Linked DNA regions of Mus musculus: regions 1, 2, 4 and 5 are each linked to region 3. Evidence: chromatin loops called from intact Hi-C (ENCODE). Cell type or tissue: left cerebral cortex. All regions are shown on one strand. Region 1 overlaps Gm42081 (a long non-coding RNA gene). Region 2 overlaps Slc47a1 (solute carrier family 47, member 1). Region 3 has its middle 2.6 kb from the start of Gm42080. Region 4 has its middle 33 kb from the start of Grap. Region 5 holds the start of n-TWcca5 (a tRNA gene).

Evidence for each region. Peaks named below come from ENCODE experiments on the same cell type or tissue, not always from the same donor. Only the 100,000 strongest peaks of a DNase experiment are listed, where the experiment ranks them.
Region 1: it touches region 3 in a loop (6-fold over the local background); 12 of 42 quality-filtered maps call a loop at or near these places.
Region 2: a loop joins it to region 3, with 2.4 times the contacts of the local background. A loop is called at or near these places in 12 of 42 quality-filtered maps.
Region 4: a loop joins it to region 3, with 2.7 times the contacts of the local background. A loop is called at or near these places in 4 of 42 quality-filtered maps.
Region 5: it touches region 3 in a loop (8-fold over the local background); 28 of 42 quality-filtered maps call a loop at or near these places.

Annotation. Positions count from the first base shown.
Region 1 is chr11:61,386,182-61,391,181 of GRCm38, reverse strand. It overlaps Gm42081 (a long non-coding RNA gene), which reads left to right. Exons shown (of 2, transcript XR_879912.1): 2 at 1-54. Among named protein-coding and RNA genes, the nearest start is that of Gm42081, 9.1 kb to the left of the region's middle. In left cerebral cortex, a CTCF peak has its summit at 2,956 (motif pointing right); a DNase peak (open chromatin) is centred at 2,992.
Region 2 is chr11:61,347,249-61,352,248 of GRCm38, reverse strand. Slc47a1 (solute carrier family 47, member 1) reads left to right here. Exons shown (of 17, transcript NM_026183.5): 15 at 2,710-2,804; 16 at 3,518-3,590. Among named protein-coding and RNA genes, the nearest start is that of Slc47a2, 6.9 kb to the right of the region's middle. In left cerebral cortex, a CTCF peak has its summit at 2,709 (motif pointing left); a DNase peak (open chromatin) is centred at 2,700.
Region 3 is chr11:61,190,550-61,195,549 of GRCm38, reverse strand. No RefSeq gene overlaps it. Among named protein-coding and RNA genes, the nearest start is that of Gm42080, 2.6 kb to the left of the region's middle. In left cerebral cortex, a CTCF peak has its summit at 1,969 (motif pointing left); a DNase peak (open chromatin) is centred at 1,962.
Region 4 is chr11:61,617,403-61,622,402 of GRCm38, reverse strand. No RefSeq gene overlaps it. Among named protein-coding and RNA genes, the nearest start is that of Grap, 33 kb to the left of the region's middle. In left cerebral cortex, CTCF peaks have their summits at 1,155, 1,925 (motif pointing left) and 2,502 (motif pointing right); DNase peaks (open chromatin) are centred at 1,882 and 2,509; H3K4me3 peaks cover 1,253 bases; H3K27ac peaks cover 2,410 bases.
Region 5 is chr11:61,407,513-61,412,512 of GRCm38, reverse strand. n-TWcca5 (a tRNA gene) reads left to right here and starts at 4,526; the gene lies at 4,526-4,597. In left cerebral cortex, CTCF peaks have their summits at 2,160 (motif pointing right), 3,214 (motif pointing right) and 4,776; DNase peaks (open chromatin) are centred at 2,175, 3,752, 4,218 and 4,517; H3K4me3 peaks cover 1,932 bases; H3K27ac peaks cover 1,667 bases.

The DNA of each region.
Region 1 (5,000 bases), 200 kb before region 3:
GCATTCATTTTCCTGCACATTGTGAAGTTCCTGAATAAACTGCCTTGAGAAGGACGTCAGTTTCATCGCTTCTTTTCTGCTGGTCGGAGACAGTAGGGACACATGACTACATCCTGTCCCTCTTACATTCAGAGATGCGACAGTGTGGGCTCTGGAGGAGAGGGTGTTTCTGTGGCTTCAAGTCTGTGTGTGGATACTACCCAGGCTGGGAAAGCAGCAAGCATCAGGACAGGGTCTGGAGGCTGTTCAGCTTTGAGCCTTCTGAAGTTGATGAAACCCCAGAGACAGAGAAACCCCCTGCAGTAGCTTACCTCAGTCTCTGAGAAGGGCAACTTCTCTTAAGCAGTCTTTAGCTCCCAGGGAGCTGCATGGCTACAAATGAGATTTTAGGACAGGAGCCCCAGCTCTGGCCAGCCCCAGTGAGTTAGGCTTAGCCGCCATCTTGAAATGAGAGATGTAATAATGGAAAAAGCAGACAGGATCAGGGCCTTATCCATATGAGCAGCCAGGAAGAATAGACAAAGGGATCCTGTGCCTCGAGTCTGCCTTGGTGTTTTTTAGTCAAAGCTGACATCTCGATGATCCCTGTTGTACTTTTGGCTCTGCAAAGGGGTCAGAAGAAGTCCTTACTTCTTGGGGACACCTCAGTTCTCAGGATGTGGTTGCTCCTGCTGCACACTGCTGCCCCACCCTTGAGGTTAATTGCCCTCACATGGGGAGTGGGCTGTCCTGGAAGGCTCTGCCCTTCATCTAGCGTCTCTAACAGGATTGTGGTCATTGAGTCGGCTAGCTTTATCTTTGTGCCTTCAGGTTGGAAGGAGTTGAGCTGGGTTAGCTATCCCTGTTTTCTAGGGTGATTAACAGGTGTACCTGCCCTCGAGCACACGAAGCAAAGGTGAGAAGGCAGGTGCACAATGAAGGCAGAGGTGCTGGCCTTTCCTTTCTAAAAGCAAGTGAGGAGGCCGATCTTCAGACAAAAGCAGCTTCCGGGCCCTTGTTTGATACAGCCAGCCCCAAGGGGAAGGGGAGGATTCAGCCTTATGAAGTGCTTTCCTACAGAGGGAAAATTCTCTAAGACAAAGATCAGAAAGAAACTGAATGGCGGTCTGCTCCACTCCTCAGGGTGGACAAACAGTGGCTGAGGGCAGAGACAAAGGGACCAAGAAGAGCACCGAAAGCCATTTACAGTGTATACAGCAGATTAGGGAACTAAATAGGAGACAGTGTTAGTAGGAAATAAACTGAATAGCAGAAGCTCACACACTCCCCCCTCTCAGGGAAGGAACATACCAAAATGTGATTCCTTCTGAGAAAGAAAGACAGATTTGTCTTTGTTGACTCCTGCACACACACACACACACACACACACACACACACACACACACACACACACATGTTCCTGTTTTTCTCCAGGAGATGATAAAGAATCAAGATGATGTGCTGACCTGCAGAGCAGAGGGCTCCATTCTAAACTTAGCCGCGTCCTCTGACTCCTTATGTGATCTTGGAAATTTGCTTTATATTTGCACCATCCAACTTTCCGTCTGTAACATGGAAATAGTGAAGTTTCCAGACTCACGTGGCCAGTGAAAGAGCCCGGTGGCTGTCTGTGCCTTGAGTGAGGCTGGCATAAGCTGTTAGAGACTGGTCCAGTTAGCTGTGCCCTTCTAACACCATGGCTAGGCGCTCACTCGGTCAGTTAGAAGCAGAAGGTTGCAAACAGCCCCAACCTGGATTAAGAGCAGGATTTAGTGTTGTGTGTCTGTAGTATCAGCTACTTGGTAAGCAGAGGCAGGAGGGTCATTTGAGTCCGGGGGTTTAGAAACAGTGTAGGGAACGCGAATATAGTTGAGATTATACCTCAAAAAAAAAAAAAATCAGCAAAATAAGAGGCTGGCAAGGCTCAGTGGATGAAGGCACCTACTGCCAAGACTGATGACTGGAGGATCCACAGGGTAGGAGAAACGTTCTCTCCAGTTGTCCTCTGAGCTCTACAGGCACACCACACGAACACACCCAAGTCAATAAGTGCAACGAAACTTTTAAATAAACAAAACAGCCTTCCCAGACCACAAAACTGAACAAACAAACTGCCACGCACCTGAGAGACAGGAGACTATGGTGAGTTCAAGGTCAGTTTGAGTCAAGTTAAACCCTGTAACAAAGAGACAAACAAACAAACAAACACATGAAATAAAGAAAACTCAAATTGAGACTAAGAATATTCTGCTGTCAGCATGATTTTCTGACCCTGATGTGTTGTAGATAGACCTTTCAAATCCACACCAAAAAAAAAAAAAAAAAAAAAATCAGAAACCAAGACCATCACAGGCAGCCTGGCTCTTATCAGGCAGAGATTTTGACCTTGGCTATTTTGAAAGATAGTGTTTTTGTTGTTGGTGGTTTTGTTGTTGTTGTTTTGCATCTTGCCCTGCCCCACCTCATCAGAACACTGTAGAAGGTGTCTCTGGATGGAGGGGAGAGCCAGAGGAGAGATGGGGTGAGTGGCTGTGAAGGTCTCACTGTAAATACAATAAAACTACTGTGTCTCACAACTGCAGTTACCTACAGAGGGCCTGCATAAGACCCACCATGCCAAAGAGGCCTCATGAAAGAAGGGACTCACGGGCTCCACCCTTTACTGCTGAGCTACTGGAGAGGAAGAACCACCATATTTAGTTGTGAACCAACTGCCGAGCCCACCAGGCTCCCACAGGTAGCTCCAAACCCAGAATGGCACAGCCTTGGTTTGTGACTCAGCGGGTCACAAAACGAACACAGGAGCACGAGAAAGGTATTTTTAAGGAAGAGGGGGATGTGCAAAGAAGGCAATAGAGAGATGGGATAGCATAGGGGGCGACAATGTCATTGCGCATTACCTATTGTGTGTCAAATTGTCCAAGAACAAATTTATTTAATTAAAAAAAAAGTAGAGCCTCTTAACAAGCAAAATCTACCAGCAGGGGGCACTAGTGGCATACTCCAAAGTAGGGGGGGGGGCGCATTTTCTCCCTTTACTGGTTGCTCATAAGCTTTCTTGTTTGAGTAGCCCAGGCTGGTCTGAAACTCTATGTAGCCCAGGCTAGCTTTGAACCATGGTGATGCTCCTGCCTTGGCCCACTGAGTGCTAGGATTGCTTGCATGAGCCACTACATCCGGCTTGTCCATCTGTTCTTAAATGCTATACATTTTTTTTTTCCCAACAAAAAACTTTGGTTTAGGGCTAGTGAGATGACCCGGGTGTTCAGCACTCTTCCAGAGGACCTCAGCATGGTTCCCAGAACCCACATCAGGGGTCTCACAACTGCCTGTTCCACAGGGAGTCTGCTGTCTTTGGGTGTGTGGGCACCCCACTCACATGAGCGCGTGCGCACACACACACACAGAGTTAAAAACAGTAGAAATGAACCTTAAAAATGAATTTGGCTAGGCAATCATGCTCCCCACTGACCCCCCAACCCCCTGAGAGGTGTCACATGTTTAAGGTTGTCATATGCGGATGGAAGTGGAAAACCTCTTTGTTTGAGCCCACCTCCACAAAGTCACCTAAGTGCACCACGGGTGTTCAAAGCACAGTCAGTTACAGAATAGAAGCTACCCCGTGGCCCTGCGGACACACAGGAGCTGTGGTTGCCCCGGTGTTAGAAGCTTTGTCTTCTTAAGAGGTGCTGGGAAGTTTGGGAGGCGAGGCCTAGCAGGAGGACTTCTGGTCACTGGCTGAGTGACTTCAAAGGAAGTGGTGAGACCTTGGCTCTTTTCTATTGCACACTGCAAGTTTGCTCTACCACATGTTCCACCACGTGGCACTGTCTCACCTCAGACCCCAGTGCTAACCACCCAGGGACTGGAACTTTGTTTTTTTTTTTTTTGTTTGTTTGTTTTTTGAGCCAGGGTTTCTCTGTGTAGCCCTGGCTGTCCTGGAACTCACTTTGTAGACCAAGCTGGCCTCGAACTCAGAAATCCGCCTACCTCTGCCTCCCAAGTGCTGGGATTAAAGGTGTGCGCCACCATCGCCCGGTTGGACTGGAACTTTTAAATCCACAAGTCTCAGGTGTTTTTAAACCACGTTTTATTTATTTATTATCATTTATTTTTTTAAAGATTTATTTATTTATTTTATGTATATGAGCACACTGTAGCTGTACAGATGGTCGTGAGCCTTCATGTGGTTGTTAAAATTGAATTTAGTATCTCTGCTCACTTGGGTCAACCCTGCTTGCTCGGGCCCAAAGATTTATTTATTATTATACATAAGTACACTGTAGCTGTCTTCAGATGCACCAGAAGAGGACATCAGATCTCATTATGGATGGTTGTGAGCCACCATGTAGTTGCTGGGATTTGAACTTAGGACCTATGGAAGAGCAGTCAGTGCTCTTACTCATTGAACCATCCCTCCAGCCCCTATTATCATTTACTTTTAGTGTGTGTGTGTGTGGGGGGGGCAGGGTATAAGCAGGCCATGTGATCACATTTGCAAGTGCAGGTGCATGTGTGATATATGTAGTATATGCAGTTCAGAGGAGCACCTTGGGCAGCAGCCCTTGTTTTCCACCCTGTCTGTGACAGAGGTCTCTTTTCCGTGGTTGTGCACACCAGGTAGGCCGGCTCAGGGCCTTTTGTGAATTCTCCCGGCTCTGCCTCCAATCTCTAGGCATGGGTTCTGGGAATCCTAACACAGGTCCTTACATTTGGACAGAAAGCGCTCTCCCCACTGAGCCATCTCTCTGGTCCCTTTCTGCAGGGACAGGAAGTAGATGGATACAGTGGGAAGCTTAGCCCAGATGGCCCAGAGTTTGGGTGACTCTTGCAAGTCGGCTGCTGTGCAGGTGATTGTCTCTGAGTCCGTGGAGGTTGAACTGAAGGGGAAGGTGAAGGCAGGAAGGGCGGCACACACCTGGAATCTCATCACTCCAGAGGGCAAAGGGGCATGATGACTCCAGGCCGGCCTGGATACATGAGGGGAAAAGAGCATGATATGTGTTGCCAAAGGGTGGAAC
Region 2 (5,000 bases), 160 kb before region 3:
GGGGAGTTCGAGGTGAGTCACGGAAGTCCCATGTTAGGATGCTTGGGACTGGACATACAACTTGCTAGAACAGCACCCTGTGTTCTCAGCACAAAGGGCAAGGCTGGGGTGGCCTCCTTGTCACCTTTGTCCCAGTCTTCAGCCTCTGCTCCCCATTTATCACCTGTGTACCTCACACATCTCTGCAGAGGACCGTGTAGAGAGATGTAGCGCGGAGGATTGTGGGGCAGACTCCTCTGTATAACCTTGCTGTGTTTGGAGCAAAGAGCTGAACCCACGCGCTCTGAAATTACCAGAGCTCATCTTAGGAGAAAAAAAAAAAAAGTAGGGAGATAGATAATTATCCAGCTTTGGTTTCTAAAATAATAATTGATAATTCACTGGCTGTGACTAAATGGTTACAGGAAAGCCTAACTGTTGTCTTTGGGGTGAAGGACTGACTGACTTGGGCGTGACTTGTTTGAATCCATCAGTGTGGCAGACTTGGAGGTGATTAGAAGTCATCTGAGGGCTGCTGAGGGCCTCCAGTCTCACGTCTTAACTTGTGTCTTTCCATTTTCTCAAGTTCAATAATATTTTAATTAAAAATATTGGGGTTATCCAAAGATGGAGATCGCCAGAGTTCTGTGGCCATGAAGGTGTGGCTGTTATTTAGCCGAATTTCCGGTGTTGTTCATGGCTTGGATACGCTGACGGCAGGCCAGTGGAAACATCAGAGGAGTCTGGATTTTGAGTAGTATTTTTATTTAACACAATTCCAAATCATATTACGATAACATGCAATCAGTACAAAATACCAAGAAGACATTTTGTAGTCTTTTTTATATTTTTATTAATATTATTTTAATTGACAATATTAATTTAATTGACAAGCACAATTATGAACATTTATGGAGCACAAAGTAATGTTTTGATATAGCAGAGAATGTGGACTATTTAGGCCAAGGTAATTAGCTTATTTATCTCCTTGCGAGGCTATCATTTTATACAGTAAGTGATACATCTGAAATTTACTTAAAAAGAAGTTCTATTATAAGTTTGGCTGTGCTGAAACTCACTATGTAGACTAGGTTGACCTAGAACTCACAGAGAATTCTGCCTCTGCCTCCTGAGTTCAGGGATTCCAGGCATGCACCATCATGTCCAGCTACATCCAACTTTGTTTTGTTGTTATTGTTTTTTTTTTTTTTTAGAGTCTTCCCATGTAGTCCATGCAGGTCTTGAACATGGGATCAGCCTGCCTTAGCCTCCTAAGCGCTGGGATTACAGGTGTGTGTTCCCATGTCCAGCTGAGTTAAAATTTTAGAAAGGAATCTACTTTAAAATATAGATACATCTATATCCCAGGGTCTATATTTGGCCTACTTACTCATTTCATGAAGTGTATCTGTTGTGGGCAAAGTAGAGGGAGCTGGGGATTCTTGGAGGGAAAGAGTGGAGGCCCTGGGGAGGTGAGGGATGTGTGAGACCTGTACTCAGTCATTCTAGTGGCCTCTTAAATAGAAATACAGTAAGGTTGGTTTTATCTTTCCTGTTGCCAGCATTAGAGTGTGCAGCATGTAAGAGGTTCCCCGCAGTGCCTCAGAAGGCTGCAGGTTTTTACAAGCAGACTGATTAATCACAATGGCTATCAATTTCCTGTATGGTTTTTCAAACATGTAAATTATGGCTCTGCCCAGAGAATTCTGGTAAGCATCCTGCATCTTTTAATAGGGATTATGGCATCAGCGAAAATCAAGTCTGTTACTCAAATTACAGCCTGAGCTAGGCAGGTATTTCTGTTAAAAAAAAAAAAAAAAAAAAAGTTTGGAATGAGAGTGTGGTTTCTAGGCAAAACTGGGCATTCGTTTGAAGGAGGAAGCCAGAGGCTTTTCTTACTCCATCCTAGACCTGGCAGGTGGTTACTGATTCACTCCTGAGAGAAGCCTGCTGACCACTCCTGATAAATAAGATGTGAGGGCAGCTAGCACCAAAGAGCAGAGTAAAGATAAGCCTTTGAATTACAACTCAAGGCTTAGCCTCAGCCCTTCTATGGATTTGTATTTGCAAAGTCTGTGTATTCGGATCCCGTTACATAAGGGAATCGCCCCATCCTGTGTCCCGTCCCCCCCCCCGCCCCCCCCCCCCCCGTGTGTCTTGGCAGAAAGTTGAAAGGTAAGCAGAGGAGTAGGAGAGGATCATGGGGGATGAGGGTGGCTCAGGTGTGTCCTGACTGGTCTTGTGTGGAGGCAAAGTCAGGGAATCTGAAGAGCAAGCTATATAGTCAGATAACATGGGGCTCTGGGTTCAGTGAGAGACGCTGCCTCAAGACATAAGGTGGAAAGAAACCCTGCCTCAATATTGTAGTGGAGAACAATTAAGGAAGACAGCTGATGACAGACTCAAGCCTCCCTACACATGCACGTGTGCCTTCCCAAGTATCTACACACATGTAAATTTACAAACATGCATGCATAGGTCATATAGGTAAAAAAAGTTCATCATGAAGCAGTAGTTTTTCAGGAGAAACTATTTCCTTACTACTGGCCCTTTTCTTAATATCCAATTACCATAAGCAGAAAGGGTCCAAATAACTTCCTGAACCTTTTGCTCTGGCATGAATCCCGTCAGGTAGCCTTAGCAACTCTACCTTGCCTGATTGCCTACCAGTACTGACTTAGTGTGGCCATTGTCTCCATGAGCTAAGCTGTCAAATATCGCCCTCTGCAGGCCTGTGGTCAGGCATCATCATCTGCACTACCTGTCAGACCACGTGCTTCCTGGCTTTTATTGCTCGGCTCAATTGGAAACGCGCCTGTCAACAGGTAGGTAACCGTCCTCACTGTTGCCTGGGTCTTTCTGCAGATGCCAAACCAGACCAGATGTGGCAAGCATTCTTTCGTTTTGAGAAGTTTTTTTTTTCTTATGCTATTTTTATGCTTTTTAATTATTATTAGGTTTGTTTTGTTTTAACTGGATTTTGAGGTGAAGGGTTGTGAGACCCTGGCCCCGATCACTCCCCTTTGTTTGCTCAGTGAATAGTAAAACAGAATTCCATTTCTGGTCTCTTGCAGTGAAAAGCCAGTTTCAGGAGAAGAATTGGAACTAGAGATTTTCTCCAAGTTCATCCTAGTACTGTGTGTGTGAGAGAGAGAGTGGGGAGGGAGGGATGGAGGGAAGGGAGGGAGGGAGAGGGAGAGAGAGAGAAAGAGAGAGAAAGAGAGAGAGAGAGAATGCTTCCTCCCCCCCACCTTCCCAGGGTCAACATGAGGTCTGGGAACATGGGGGTAGACAGGGCAGTTGAAGTAAGAAGATGAGAAGGGAGAAGGGAGCATTCCAGCGACCTTGGTTGGTCCCTCTTAGATCTGTCTACTCCCTCCCTACCCAGGAACCTCTTCAGTCTTTAGGAAGTCACAGTGAACCAGAGCAGCTTTGTCTCAGGTGTCAGTCAAGGGACATGGCTTCTCCTAAGCCAAGTGGCCATGCTTAGCAAGGCTCCCTGATGCCACCCGAACTTGAGTTTCGCTGACTTTTCTAGGCTCAAGTACATGCCAATTTGAAGGTAAACGTGGCCCTGAATTCCGCTGTCTCTCACGAGCCTGCTCACCCAGGTAAGCTACAATTTTCTCAGCTCTGGGGCAGACTTGCAATATAGGACTGGAGGGGCATTTGTGGGACACATCTGGATTAGCTTCTGTGAGCTCTCCCTGAAGCAAGGCACTGACGCTTCCGAAACAGATGTCAAGTCGAGTTATACCCACTCTGAGATAAACTGACTTAGAGTTTGTTTGCTTTGATTCCATATATTAACGGACTGTGTTGGAGGGTTTAGGCTTCTTAGGCCCTCTGTTCATCTTGGTACCTCTGCAGGTATTCTATGGGCCTTTCTTTTCTTCTTAAAAGCATATTGAAAGTGTTTGGTCCATATGTAATAATTTTGTTTACTTCTGGGGTACAGTAGACATACCACTGTGTGTATAAAACCAAGTACTTCTGAGGGTAGTAGGGTCTGGCAGATCATATTTATCTTTCCTTTATGCTGGGTTGCAGACATTTCCAATACTTAATGTTTCTATGTGAGGAGCAAGTCTTGGAAGCTGGTTTTCGCATGCTTGTTTTAACGGGGGTCCCTGTGGTCAGCTAAGCATCACTCACTTTAAGTAGGTTCTTGCTTGGACCTTTGCATCATGCAAATTACATTAGGCTGTTTTTTTCTGTCAGTCTGGTCATTCTTCCATATCCCCGGTTCCTTGAACAATTAGTTATTAACCTTTCACTCCCATGAGGGAGGTAGAGTGGCTTCCTTCTACCTTCCTGCAATCTGCGGCTGACACGACAAAGATACACAGGAGAAGAAGAGTATTTAGCTCTGTCTGTAGGTGTGGAGTCCACACACCGTGAGGCTTGGAGGAGGAACAGGGAATTGAAGTTTGTAGAGAAGCATTTGAAGCTGCAGAAGGGAGTGGGGGTGTGGGTCTTCTGAGGGTCTGGGGTGTGGGGGAGGAAATCATGCTGACTTTACTATGCAAAATCTCTCTGATATTAGAAGGTTGTAGGAGCAGCCATTTTCCCTAGACCGTGCTTTTGGGATGTGGCTATGAAGAGTATAAATGCCTTTTGCACAAAGGTGCAGCAGGTAGGCGGGCAGTGGTTTATCATCTCTCTGATTCTGTTCTTAGTGTCTGGTTATCCTTGAGTCACGTGAGGGCTGACCAAAAGCTGTCTGTCTTTACTTAGGACTTCCTTCCACTCTTGTTAGATACTGAGGTCTCACGGGCAGTCTAGGGAAATTTCAGAGGTTGAGATTCCCCAAAGCTCTTACAGACTTGAAGGTAAGAGGCAGCCAGTGTGTGGCTGGCCTATCATGGGGCTATCTTGACATCCTGCATGCATCCTATTAGGGCTTCGAGGCCAGACATGGGGAAGTTTAGCAGGGCCTACCCTTCACAGGTACTGCTCATCCCTGAGCCACATGTCCAAATATGGAACTGTCAGAGCAAAGCCACTCCAGAGGTTGGCTC
Region 3 (5,000 bases):
AGGATCCGATATTGATGGTGTCACAGAAGCCAGGGACCTCGAACCAGGCCAATGACTCATTGCAGTGAACATTTGCAAGTGAAGATGTGTGGACAGAGTGGGACACACTATGACACACTGCAGCTTGCATGGGGAGATCTTTTCTATTCTTTGGGGTTGTTTAGGTGTTATTGGGGGGGAGGTTGCAAGAGTGAAGGGCAGATATGAGGGAACTGGGAGCTGAGTGGGACTGGGGTGCATGATGGGAACCTCACAAAGAATCAATAAAAGGTTTTTTTTTTATTAAAGATTTATTTATTTATTAGATGTAAGTACACTGTAGCTGTCTTCAGACACCTCAGAAGAGGGCACCAGATCTCGTTACGGATAGTTGTGAGCCACCATGTGGTTGCTGGAGTTTGAACTCAGGACCTTCAGAAGAGCAGTGAATGCTCTTAACCACTGAGCCATCTCTCCAGCTTCCTCAATAAAAGTTTTTAAAAAAAGGAATGAAAGAAGAAAAGAAAGTTGGCCAATAATTGCATCACAGTAAATGTTATTTAAAACTGAAAATGCTATGAAGGTTGGCTTACCACCTTGACCTCTCATGAGATGATAATTTTCGGCACATGTTCTGGGAGGAGCTACTATTAAAGTTGACCCCTCTCCTGGTGACTACTTCTACTGAATGTCATTTTCATCTTGATCTGGGTGCTTTATGTCTTCCACTGGGTTCCAGTCCGTCGCTTACAATCTGCTAATAGATTTTAGAAAGACCTTTTCTAGGTAAATCCTGTGCTTCTGGTAGCGCCTGCACAATGGGCTTGCACCTTCTGTTCCCTTTCCTTCATTCCTGGGATGTCAAATGCTTGTTTAAACCTGACCCTTAGACTCTCAAAAAAGCATTTATTTTCCTTTCTAACAAGAATGCTCCTTTATATCCACTCTGAGATGCCATCTCATCACAGCACAGTAAGCTGTAACCATGCCCTCCAATTATTCTTTCAGCATAATTTTAAAAATCGACTCTGAGGATCCCCACATGCAAGGCACTGTGACCTCTTAGCTGTGAGAAGGATGTCATATGCCCCTCTAGACTTGTCCACTAGCCTGTCTGTCTCCATAACCTTAACCCCAGATGCCATTTTGATGCACACTCAAGCACCCACTCACCTTTGAGCGTCTCCACACAATCTACACCTCCACCTGGCAATTCTGCTCCCACTTCCTCCCCCTTAACATCTCCATCTCCCTCTCTCACTCCCCTCCTCACATATCCACTTTAGAATTTCATATATGGGACTGAGGAGACAATTCTCCTCAGAGGACTTCCTTCCCTTCATGAGATGGCTAAGGGGGACGTTGGTACCATCTGGTTACAGGTCCCCTCTGTGTCCCAAATACAATCCGATGTGGTCATTTAGCCAGGATCCCTATATTTTCTTTCAGGAATTCAGAAGACACACTGTGACTTTTGGCCTAACATGACAAGATGGTCTGTGTCGTCCCCACCACCTGCTGCACACATAAGCAACCCTGAGACTGATCTTTAGTGTAGACGGGTTAATGGGTTCATACCTGTAATCGAGCTACAGCGGAGCCAAGCTCCTCTGGTTGCCTGATTTGGAACCTCACTGATCATATCAAACCACGGACATAGAAAGTGATGGGGGGGAAGGATCCGCCAAATCCATTTTAAAAGCCACTACTGTAACAGGTTGTGGGGATAACACAGGGAACTCCAGACTCAGACCAGCCTGGATGCACATTTTATAAGACAACCCTCTTCAAACTTTAAACAAAAACTTCAAATATCACGCCAGTGACTCTGAGACCCTCTTCCCACTTTATTAGGCATGGCCTTCAATGTCTATAAGAGACCCTGAGAGCGAGAAGGGTCGGATGGAAGTGGAAAGAGAGAAACAGTGAGCACGGGATGCTTCTGCGGCAACTGTCACGCCCAGTGCATCGCAAGAGGTCCTAGCGCGCCATCTAGTGTCTGTGTGCTGCAGTCTCTCAGAGTGGAGCAGGCCAAATCCAAGGACAACTTCCTCTGACTGTGGTCCACCAAGAATGCCCAAATTCCCATGATAGTCTAACAGATAAGAAGGAAGTTTCAGGGCCATAGAAAGAACAAAGAACAGATCACAGAGGGATACTCACAGCATCTTGTGTGCTTTGCAAGAGAAACACTAGGCCTGTGAGATGGCCCAGAGGGTAAAGGAGCTTGCCGCCAAACCTGACAGCTCGAGTTTGATACCTGGGGCCCACTTGGTGACAAGAGAGAACTAATTCCCACGTCCTCTGACTCGTGTGTTTGTGTGTGTGTGTGTGTGTGTGTGTGTGTGTGTGTTGGCATGGGCACCCACGTGTACCCAAATATACAGTAACAACTTTTAAAACCTTTTTTAAAAAGGGGGCTTCCATGAGATCATGTCTAATCTGCAAAGTAGGAAGGGGGAATCTCTCTCTCCTTGCTTGTGTGGGAAGGCCAGCCTCCATCTAAGGACCCCACACTCTGGTCAAATGTAGCTCAGCAGTACAGCACTTACCTATCATGTATGAGGTTCTAGATTTGATCTACAGAAATGGAAGATGGGGGGAGAAAGAGAGGAGGGGGGAAGGAGAGAGAGGAGGAGGGGGGAAGAAGGGAGGAGGAGGAGAAAGAGAGGAGAATGGGGGAGGAAGAGAGGGAGGAGTGTGGGAAGCCACATGTGCCGTTGCAGAGTGGCACTGACTACTGCTGGCCACCACGCATAAGATTGGACAAACAACCAATGTGTACATATGCAGTAAAGTTTTTTGCAAAGACACTGCCTGGCCCAGGCATGATAATGAGGTTCTGTAAGGTACTGAGAGTATAACCAATCAGATGTGAGACATGCAAATGAGGTATGATAATGAGGTTCTGTAAGGTACTGAGAGTATAACCAATCAGATGTGAGACATGCAAATGAGGTATGATAATGAGGTTCTGTAAGGTACTGAGAGAGAGTAGCCAATCAGATGAGGAACATGCAAATGAGGCTTAGTGCATAACCAATCCGGGTGTGAGACACGCCCCTCCTAGGCCTATAAAAGCAGCACTAGTTCTGGGCTCGAAGTCTTTTCGCCTCTACAATCAAGCTCTCCCAATAAACGTGTGCAGAAGGATCCTGTTGCAGCGTCGTTCTTCCTGGCCAGTCGAGCGCGCGCAAGAGAGGAGGGAGAAGGGGGAGGAGGGGGCAACAGAAGATGAACCATAAGTTGATTGGTGTCTAAGCTGGATGATGCTTACTTAATGATTGACTATATTTTTTTCTATATATATTTTTGAAGTACTGAGACTAGAACTGAGGACCTCACTCATGCCAAGCAAATACTTTGTCTGTAAACCATGTCCTAGGAAGGATGCTTAAAAGGATATTTTATCTGGAAAGAGATTCAAATATATAATTCTTGAGATTTGTTTTATTTGAATTATAATTAGGTATGTGCCTGTCTGTATATATGTACAGGTATGCCTGGAAGAAAGAGGTGTCAGATCCCTTTGGAACTGGAGTCAACTGCTGAGCCATCTCTCCAGGCATAAATATACATTTCACCATGAGAAGATGTTCTCAGCATCAATTTGAAAGGACAACTGTTGTGACAGTTGCTCAAAGGAGCAAAGTATGGAAATGTTTTTGTATTTAAAAAAGGTTTTTTTTTAATTATTGTGTATTTGGGTACACATAGGTGTGCATACCACCACACACATGTGAGAGTCAGAAGACTTGGGAATTGACTCTCTTCAGCCACCAAGTGGGCCCCAGGCATCAAATTCAGGCTGTCGGGTTTGGTGGCGAGGGCCTTTACCCTCTGAGACATCCCGCAGGCCTAGTGTTTCTCTTGTGAAGTACACAGGGTTCTGTGAGTATCCCTCTGTAATCTGTTCTTTGTTCTTTCTATGGCTCGAACACTTCCTTCCTCTCTGTTAGACTATCAACACACTGTTGCCAGTTCTAACAAAATCCACCAAGGACAAGCCAATAGTCTACACATACAGAGACAGTGTTGCAACTCCTGTGCTGCAAGTGAGACACCTTGACAAGAAAACCCAGGTCTCCAACACAGGCAAAGACCTAGGGATCAGTTCAGTGCTGGGCACGTGGGGGACACTACAGCAAACAACCAACAAATAAAACAATAAGCATCGCAGGGAGAGGCAAGGGCTCTGCAAGACCAAGGGTTGCCATGTGTGGGAAATCTTAAATGAAGCGGTGCTTTTTTTTTTTTCTTGGTAGACTTAGTCACACAGGATTTATGGACGGATGAGTTAACATGGCCCTGAGCTGAGAAGTGGACCCAAGTCCCATTTCCTCCGAAATTCAAAGTAAGAGCAAATGTGGGGTGATCTGTTGGAGAACCCCCTTATCTAAAGCTCCATATGAACCTTTTTATGGCTTCTGATAGGTCAGTCATTGAGCTTTCTGTGAAGCCAGGATTTTGAAGATCAGTGTGTTTCTATAGAGATCTGGTTCAAAGCAGTTTTGTCGGTTCACAGTCTCATAAAGCACTGCTGAGTAAGCACAGCCTTTGGGAATGGTTTCCAAGGCAACACTGGTTTTGAAGCTAGCAGGCACTGCATGGCCAGTTGGTCCAGAAGCCCTAAGGCCCTTCCATACATCCTCTTGTATCATGGTCCTTCCGTCTTGAGTGCCACTAGGTTGCCTTGTTTTCCCTTGAGAAAACTCAGTGACATCAAGATGAACTTATTCTCCTCAGACACACTGGAATGATAGGTCATCTGTCAAGAACTACTCAGAAGAGGGTTCTACATGAATCTCATGAACTACTAGCCTCATGAATATGCACAGGTTTCTGTAACAACGATCACCTCTAACAGTTCTGTAAAGCTGCAACAATTGAAAGGTGATGCTCTGAGGAGAATAATTGCCCACAAATAGCATCTCATTGTGATGCTACCCTCCTGCCTTTGACCCCTGTCTTAGTTCAGTGTTCTATTGCTGCAAAGTTCCGTGACTGCAGCAACTCTTATA
Region 4 (5,000 bases), 430 kb before region 3:
TGCACATATATATGTGTACCACAAACATACCTGGTGCCTACAAAAGCCAGAAGAGGGTATTGGGCCCCTTGAAACTGGAGTTACAGGTGGTTAGGAGCCACAGTGTGTGCGTGAGAATCCAGGCCTGCTTAATCCCTTAGCCATATCTCCAGCCCCTGTCTTAAAACAGAACCAACAACAAAAACAAATTTATTTTAAAAGATCAGTTGCAGACACACAACCACATACACTATGCTGGTGAGTTTTTCTGCGACAAGCTAGAGTCATCTGAGAAGAGGGAACAGCAACTGAGAAAATGCCTCCATCAGACTGGCCTGTAGGAATGTCTATGGAGGCATAGTTTTTGTTTTTGTTTTTGTTTTTAAGGTTTTTTTTTTTTTTTTTTCGAGACAGGGTTTCTCTGTGTAGCCCTGGCTGTCCTGGAACTCACTCTGTAGACCAGGCTGGCCCTGAATTCAGAAATCCACCTGCCTCTGCCTCCCGTGTGCTGGGATTAAAGGCGTGCTCCACCACGCCCAGCTTTTCTTTTTTTTTAAAGACAGGGTTTCCTGTAGTCCATGAAAGTTCAAGATGGCCTTGAACTTCCAAGGATGGCCTTCAATATCTGATCCTCCAGCCTCTGCCTCCAGAGTGCTGGGATTAAAGGTGTATGCCACCGCACCCGGCCCGAGACATATTCTTAATTAATGACTGATGTGGGAAGGCCCAGCCACTGTGAGCAGTGCTACCCCTAGGCTAGTGGTCGTAGGGGCAAAAGGACCATGGGGAACAATCCTGTAAGCAGCTCTCCTCCCTGGTCTCTGCCTCAGTTCTTGTCTCCAGGTTTCCACCTTGAATGCCTGCCCTGACTTAATGATGGGATGTGAGCCAAATAAGCCCTTTCTTCCCCAGGTTGCTTTTGGCCCTGGTGTTTCATCATAGCGACAGAAATCAAATGAAGACACACATAATTAAAAATAAATCTTGAAAAAAAAGAGTAACCAAGGAAAACACCCATTGACCTCTATCCTCCACGTGTGCACACGCGCGCGCGCGCACACACACACACACTATTTATTAACCATTTTTAATAAAGCTATGGGACAATCCTTGCACCCCTAAATTTTTAGGTAAATATTTGTGTATTTTATGTGCATGTGAGTGTGTTTTGAGAAAAAGTCTGCAGGTGCAGAAGCTAGAGCCTCCTGCAGGTGGTGAGGACAGATTTTTTTTTCTCCATATTATTTCTGTTTGTTTGTTTGTTTGTTCGTTTGTTTGAGACGGGGTCACTCTGCATGGGTATGTATGCCAAACTGGTGAGTTCTGCTTCCCTCAGCCATCTGAATGCTGGGATGAAAAGCATGTACCACCACGCCTGGCTTTCCCATTCTACCATTCTGTCTGTCTATATCTACCTACCTACCTATCCGTGTGTGTGTGTGTGTGTGTGTGTGTGTGTGTGTGTGTGTCCCAGCACGTGAGAGCATTCTCACTGCCACAGTGCGCTTGGGCAGGTTCTTGAGTCTATTCTCCTCTAAGTCATCAATATAGCCTAGATTTTTTTCCTAAGTGCACTTAAAAAAGAAAAGCTCTGGGAATGGAAGCCAAGGCTGTACAAACGTTAGACAACTTCCAACTCACCGCTTTCCCTTTGCCTTTTGACTCTCTTGACTTTCTGCCCAAACCCTCCTTCGAATCGGTTTATCCTCCACCATCACACCACCCTCTTCAGGTACCAGTTAAGTAAAAAAATTCCTTAAGTTTCTTTCACTGAGTAGAGAGACCCATCCCTTCACAGGCTCAAGAACCAGGCGTCCAGGGTGCGCCTTACTCGGTCCACAACGGACAGTTTCAACGTGTAGGAGTGCGGTGGGAAGCCGCATGCGCAGGGACGAGCACTTTCCCCGCGATGTGCAAACAGCACCACCGCCCTTCTGCCCTCTTGCGGCAGGCACCTTAGGCCTCCCTCCTGCCGCCGTTCTGGATGCTCAAACCACCAAAACCCAGCCCAGCGCAGGCATTTGGCCACCCAGGCTGAGTTTCCTCAGATGTAGAGACCCACACAGAGACCAGAAAGTAAAGTGTGTGTGGTAGCTGCAGGCAGGGTGGGGTAGGGTGCAGACCCCCAACTGTCCAACCCACGGAACTCAATCTCCAAGTTTCCAGTTTTGCCCTCAGACCCAGCCCCCCCCCCCCAGCTCTGCGGACTCAGCACCCACCCCGACCCAGCTTTTGGTATCCCAGCTTCCCCAGCTCCCCATCCCCCACCCACCCACCACGCCCAGCTCCCCAGCCTCACAGGTGGCCGTCACTCCTAGTCTCTCTGCTCCCTAGTTCCCCAGTTCCCGACTCTACAATCCCTTAACCCCGTTCCCGCAGTATCTCAGCCCCACAGCTCTCTAGACACCCCCCTCCCCCAGTCCTCCCCCATCTCAGCGCCCCCACCCCCCAGCATCACAGGGCGCGGTCGCGAGGGCAGTTGGCCAGGAGCGGCCAGCTGGGGGCGCTTCTGCCTTGCGGTTCCTGCGCTCGGGAATTTTCCACCCCAGGAACTCACAAATTGTTCTCCCATTATCTGATTTAAATAAAATGTGTATGTGTGTATTTTAAAAAGCTCTGATGGGTCAGGCTCACTGAGGTAACAATACAAACAAGTACTGCCAACCAAGAACGCGACCAAACGCTGAAGGAGCCTGGCCTCAGTCAAAGAAAGCTTGCTCTCTTCCTAAAGGAGATGGATAAACAATCGGACAGCAGGTTTGATTTGGTTTGGGGTCAACCCGCTGTCACTGAACTGCACCCCAACCAAAGATGGCAATTCTTCAGAATTTAAATTCTAATTCAGATGCTCGTAAGGAAACCCATGGTTTCATAGTGATATTGTGTTTCAAACAAAACAAAAGAGACACAGAAAATGAAACAAAAATTCACAGACCATTACTCTTTCTTTTACAATACTTCCTCCTTCTCCTCCTCTTCCTCCTCTTCCTCCTCCTCCTCCTCCTCCTCCTCCTCCTCCTTCTTCACATTGAAATGTAGACAGATGTAGTTGTGCATGGCAGCCTGTGCCTTTAATTCCAGAGCTAGGAAACTAGAGGCAGCTTTTTCTGAGCTCCAGGCCAGCCTGCTCCACAAAGTGATTTACAGGCCAGCCAGAGCTTCATAAGACCCTGCCTTAAAGATAGATAGATAGATAGATAGATAGATAGATAGATAGATAGATAGATAGATAGATAAAAAAGGCATAATAAAAACAAAGCAAACAAACACACTGGTGGCTGTGTGGTAGGGACTCATACTTTATATTTCTGTACATGTTCAAAAATTGCTAATTAAATAAAATTTAGTCTTGTCCACCTGTAACCCCATTATCCAGATGGCGGTGGCAGAAAGATTGATGCAAGTTCTAGGTCAGGCAGAATCTCTCTATCCAGTACATTAATTTCAGTACGGGGACAGAGTCTGTAGGAGACAATGCAGTGTTTGAGAAAGAATTAAAGTTGTCCTCACACCATGATGTAATGAACAGACCGACAGAGCGAGCATTAGGAAGAAATTGCCAGATCAGCGTGTGCTGCATGGTAGAGCATGCGCTTTGTACACACGGGACCTTTGGCTTCATCCCCAGTTCCCCAATGACCCCTCAAATAAGAACTGCTTTCTCCTTCTGCTCCAGACACTCTCAAGATGGGGCCACCGTCAGTATCCCCTCCCTCCTCAGGGCGGGCACACACACACACACACACACACACACACACACACACACACGAACACCATCCCTGAATTAGTAAGTGTGTTAGCTTTTGGTCACTGTGACAAAACAACCTGAGAAAATGAACTTAAAAAGAGGAAAGGTTAATTTTGACTCACAGTTTCAAAGGACCTGTTGTAACTAGCATAGTACATCACAGCCAGAGGTGTGGTGGATAAAACTTCATCTCCTGGAAGCCGGGAAACACCCCAAGAGAGGACTGAGGCTCCAATATTCTCTTCAAGGGTGTGGCCCCAATGACCTAACTTTCTTCTAATGGGCCCACTTCCTAAAAGTTCCAAACCAAATAGCACTGTAGTCTGGGGACTTTTCACACATGGCCTTTGGGAGACATTCCAGGTCCAGATTCCACAGGAAGTGAAGCTAGTTATTCTGCTCCTAGAATCTCTGCTGGCCGTGCTTGTGGCTGCGTAGAGGACTAAGAACCTATGAGTGCCCCAGGAGATCCGGGCACGATCCGGGCACATCGGCAGACACAGTCGCAGCAATTGGTCAGTAGAGGCAGGGTGGGCCAGGATTTCATCCTGGGCCACATAGGTGGAGCGAGATCAGCCTGGGATACAGGAAAACCTATCTAAAAAATAAACAATAACAAAACAACCACAAACAAAGAAACAAACAAAACCCCAAGAGAATCAGCAGCTGCTGGAAAGAGATGCCAACTCACGAGGCAGAAACACCCATGTGGGGACTCAGGCTCCCAGATCAAGGTCCCAGACGATCTTCCAGGCAGCAGCTAACAAATGTGTCTTATCCATTCCCACTTCAAAAGCATAGGAACCCAGCTAAACCTATTCTCACACTAGCAATGAATAGTTCCTTAACGTAAGTATGTACCCAATGTCTGGAATGTTCCTACTCGTTAAAAAAAACAAAAACAAACTATTCACTGTTTCCTAACTTAACTTGAGTGTCCCATCCTGCTTTATGGCATTCGGCACAGTTTCCTCTGCACAGTAGTAGTACTCAGCCCAAATAAAAAAGCAAAGATTGGGGGTGTGGGGGAGTCCTACACTCTAGTGCTGGGGGCAGTCCTGAGCATTGATCTTCAGTGCCAGGCTGATAGCAGAGACTAGCTCCTCCTCGGTGTTCAGCTCCCTTCTGCCTGGCATCCCTTGGTCTCCACTGGCTTCCTAGGGTTACCTCTGAAAAACAAAACAAAGAAACCCAAAAAACTCCTTGCACCCCAATTCCTGTGTCAGGGTCTGTTTGAAGAGACCCCGCTTTGAGAGAAGTGGGTGATGTAGAG
Region 5 (5,000 bases), 220 kb before region 3:
GGTTGTCATCAATTGGCCCTGTTGCTCTGGGCACATCATGGTGGGGACATGATGTTCCACCTGTTCACCTCCTGGTGACAAGGAAACAAAGGGACAGACAGTGGCCAGGGCTTTAATGTCTCTTTCTGTATCTGTCCGGCGACTACGGAGAACTGGGTATACCTGGAATAAGAGCTGAGGATGGAATTAGGATGTGCGGACGAGAGAAATAACAGCCGAGGCATAGTTCTCTGATCAAGGTTCAAATTTTAATATTCAGCTCTGAATATATATAGGAAAACCCAAGGACACATCCCCTTGTTTTGGCTGGGTTCTGTTGCTTGCTTCAGCCGGATTGAGCTGCAAAGTAAGCTCAGTGGGCGGCCAGCTCCTCAAGGCTCAGGCGGGAAGACAGAAAGGCTCCAGCCTTGGAGACTTGTTAGGCCAACTCAAGGCTGGGGGAAGGGCACACCTTTCATAGGCAGGTGCCAATGATCTAACTTCCTTCTGCTAGGTCCCATGGCCTAAAGATTACGTCATTTCTCAGTACTGCCACAGATTAGGGATTGCAACACATGGTCCTAAAAGAGATATGAACCTTCCAAAGCCACTTACTTAGATCTACACGGGGCTACACGGACCAACATCATCAGAAAAACAGAAGCCCAGACCACAGGATCTTGCAAAGCAGGGAGGACTGAGAGGAAAGACAGAACGATTAGTTTGTGCTGTTTGATTTTCCTCTTGTTATGGGTGGCGGATAAGGCTCGGTTGGGAGAGAGCTTGCCTAGCATGTGTAAACCCTGGCATTAACTCACGGTTGAGGTTGCCACTTCCCAAGGACCAGTGGGATGGGCAAACAAGCAAACAAAACAAAACAAAACAAAAAACACAGAGGGGAAAAACCTGAAAATGGACCACACAGTAGATGCTGAGGCCGTCCTAGGTGTGCTCCTCACATCTTCCTCCAGGGGAGAGCTTGCTGTGGGTACAAGTGCACAGGCTCCAGCTGTCAATCTACTACTCAACATCCAAGCAGTCATCGCATGGAGGAGCAGCTAAGCCATGCCCACTCCCGCCAGCTGGCGCACATCTGGCCAGGTGTGCCTCACAGCTGTCTGCTTCTCCACCCGTGCGGCTCCACACGCATCGGTCCTCCGAAACACTCAAAAGCCCAGGAGCTGCTGCTGGAAAAGTCCAGAGTGCAGTTAGCGGGGAGACCGGGTGTTGCTTAGTGGGTCAGGATGTGTGTGCCTGGTGCTTGCAGAGGCAAGAGGAGGAAGTTAATGCCTCAGAACTGGAGTTACAGCCAGTTGTGAGCTGCCATGTGGGGTGTGGGAAATTGAACCCTGGTCCTAACTCACAGAGCCAGAGATCTTCAGCCCTCTTACTGCTTCATTAGTACACATTCTCTAGAGGGAAAAAATAAAAACTGGGACAGAAACATCTAAAACATCTGTCAGCCTGATCCGGGCTGTTCATCTGCCTCTCTCCATTGGATTCTACTTCACTTGGGTTCCTCGAGGACCCAGGGCTGCTGGGTCCCCAGAGTACCACTCCCACAGATTTCCCCACGCCATCTTCATTCATGGCTTGCTCTCATCTCTATCCCTTCCCATGCACACAAGAGGGTGACAAGAACTCAGGTGCAGCTCCTGGCTCACCATCTCTGTGAGTGCTGTCACCTGCAGGCTCACAGTGCTCCCTCCCGTCTCCCCACTTTTCTGCCAACATATATGTTTACTTCTGGTGCATTGTATCCTCCCTAGCTGTTCTCCGTTTCTCCTTATTCATTTAGTGTAGACAATCCCATTCCAAGTGCATGGCGATAGTTTTCTAGGAAAGAAATTATTGCCTTGAGCATTAGAAACAAAGAAAGCAGCCTTTCTCACTGCACTTTTAACCTGAATGGAAATGTAAAACAAAAAACAAAAATGAAAACATAACAAAAAATCCATTCATTCATATAAGTGAGCCTCTTTTCTGAATCTAGTACATGAATTTTTGAGGTGTTGTAAAAATATATTTACTTATGAGAGAGAGAGAGAGAGACAGAGAGAGAGAGAGAGAGAGAGAGAGAGATATGGAGGGAGAGAGAGGAGTGCAAGGGGACAGGGACAGGGACAGGAGGGACACATCTTGAGTCTTTGTATTTGGACCAGGTGCATGCAGTACCCAAGTACACCAGAAGAGGGCGACAGATCCCCTGGAACTGGAATTTCAGGACCATGCTGGCCACTTTAAGGCAGGTGTTGGGAACTGAATCCAGGTTCTCTGGAAGAGCAGCACCTGCTCTTAGCACTGGCCCCAGGTTTTCTTGGTTGTTTACTATGAATTTTTTCAAGTGTCTTAGGCAAGAAACCCCCTTTTCACTAAGGTAAAAGAAATAACTTCAGAGATGCTCATGGTCGGGCTGTTACTAGGAGAGTGACAAGGTTGGCAATTGTTTTAAACTCCAGCCAGTGAAGGAGTGAGGGCAGAGGAGCTGGGGACTAAAGCCAGTGTCTGCGTGTGATCTCTGTGTCTACACTGAGGCTTGCCTGAGGATGTGTGGGTTAGAGAGACAGGAAGGACAGACAGTCTAACCTGATTGGTCTCTTTGAAGACTGACAGAGTGGATGAAAGGGACACCTCTCTCCACCCCAGAGACCCTGATTCTTATTTCTTTTCTTGCTGTCTCTTGGACGACATGCTATGGTACAGCTTCTAAAATTAAAGTTAGCCAGACATGGTGGCTCACATCTTCAATCTCTGCACTCAGGAGGCAGAGGCAGGTGGATTGCTATGAGTTTGAAGCCAGCCTGGTCTGTATAGTGAGTTCCAGGATAGCCAAGGCTATGTAGAACCTGCTGAAAGGAAGAAAGAAAGAAAGAAAGAAAGAAAGAAAGAAAGAAAGAAAGAAAGAAAGAAAGAAAGAAAGAGGAAGAGAGAAAGAGAGAGAGAAAAGAAAAAAGTTTGATTCTGAGAATCCAATAAATCCTAAAAAAAAAAAAAAGAAGTGACACTACTTTTGACTTTAATATAAATTTATAAATTTAAATTTAGTAATAGAGAGGTGTGGCCAAAGGAAGGAAGCTCAAGTGCTAATACCATCATGCAGCTGTATCTGGTTTGTAAAAGTCAGGAAAGATTGTGTAAAAGGCCTAATGCATATAATAATAATAATAATTTATTATTATTTATTTATTAAGTCCTGAAAAAGAAATCCCATAGCAACCCACAGAGGCCAGAAGAGGGCATCAGATTTCCTAGAACTGGAGTTACAGATGACTGTGAGCCACCCAAAGTCATTGTTAGTATTGTCCAGAATATTAACAATTTGCTTAGGAAGGAAATCATTACTAAAAAATCTATGTATCTGTATCTAATGTTAAATTTCGTAGTTTGATCACGTTTTAAAACCGTATGCCCCCAGAGAATGTTTTATGTAAACAACATTTTAAGGTTTTATGAAACATTTAGTAGATCCAAAGATATCATTTTAGTAGATTTTAAGATGGTAAGAGCATCTCAGTTTATGAGTATGTATTTATCAGGACTTTCAAAACATCCAAAACCATGTGCGTTAGCACATATGCACATGCGCATTTAAAAAGTACAATTGTTAACGCTGTTTAGGCATTTGCCCTTCATTTAGGATGCTTTCTGTGTGTGATCTGTGCACTGGTATACGTACGGGCCACAATCCGGACGAAGGAACAGCGCCGGGAGATAATAGCAATATTTCCCACATATTGTTCTTTCCTCTAAGAAATGTTTACTTATGTAGTTAGTAAAGCTGCCGGGCTTTTTCTTGTTTATCTAGCCGTTCGCTTGGGCGTCGCTCTCTCGAGTCCCCGCATTTCTTCCTAGCGGACTGGGAACCAGAGCTGGCGCCTGAGTGCCTGCCGGGTCCTGGTCATCCCGGACCCGCCGCCCTGGTCCCGGTGCTCCCCCGGTCGGTCGGTCTCCGTCATCCCGGACCCGCTGCCCTGGTCCCGGTGCTCCCCCGGTCGGTCGGTCTCCGTCATCCCGGACCCGCTGCCCTGGTCCCGGTGCTCCCCCGGTCGGTCGGTCTCCGTCATCCCAGACCAGCCGCCCTGGTCCTGGTGCCCGCCCGGTCTGTCCCCGTCCTCGCTAACCGTCCTGCCTGATCCCCCTCACTCCTGCCTGACCGCTCCAGGCCCTCCGTGGAGGCGGCCGCCATCTTACAGGGCGGGGCCCGCAGCCGTGCATGGCTGTCAATTGGGTCCCCGGTCCCACGGTCCCCGGGAAGCTCCCGGTTCACAAGCATCCCTCAGTTCCCCTCCGGCGTCCCCTCTCCCGTGAGTGTTCACCCAGCACTGTGTGCTCCGAGGGTCACCGCGAGAGACGGAGGAGGAAGAGCCAAATGTCTGTCGCCGAATGTCAGCTTGGCATCCTCCCGGACGCCGTTCCTGTCGGAGCTGCGGCATTCCGAACTCCTCTTCTGCTCAGACGAGCGACAGCGCTCTGTTCCGAACCTCAGAGCCCAGGAGCGAGCCGGTGAAGCGAGGCCTTTAGCGACACAGAGTCGCAAGCTTGCTGTGACCTCGTGGCGCAATGGTAGCGCGTCTGACTCCAGATCAGAAGGTTGCGTGTTCAAGTCACGTCGGGGTCAAGTTAGGTTTTTTTTCACCGTCAACCACGACAGAATAGAGTAAGTACCAAGTCATAAAGAAGAAATGAGATCAGTATCGGATCAAATCGCCTTTCTCACGCCATATAAGACAGCCCTCTTTTTTCCCTTTCTTGAGACTACGAATACCCGAATGCTCGCTCGAGAAAGCGATGACTTGTGATGACCTACAGGAGGTGCTAGCAGAATCAAGGGGAAGGTGCGCTGACTCAGCCTCTAACGCCCTGGTTCGACCCTCGGATTCCACCCATGTTCCCTCCAGTTACCCGGGCTTGTGTGAGCAATCAACACAGAGCTTTGTGCTTTAATATAGATCTCTCCTTGTTTGCCTTGAACTTACTTTTCTCAGCTCCCTCCTCTAAACGGCTCTTGGACTGGAGATGAC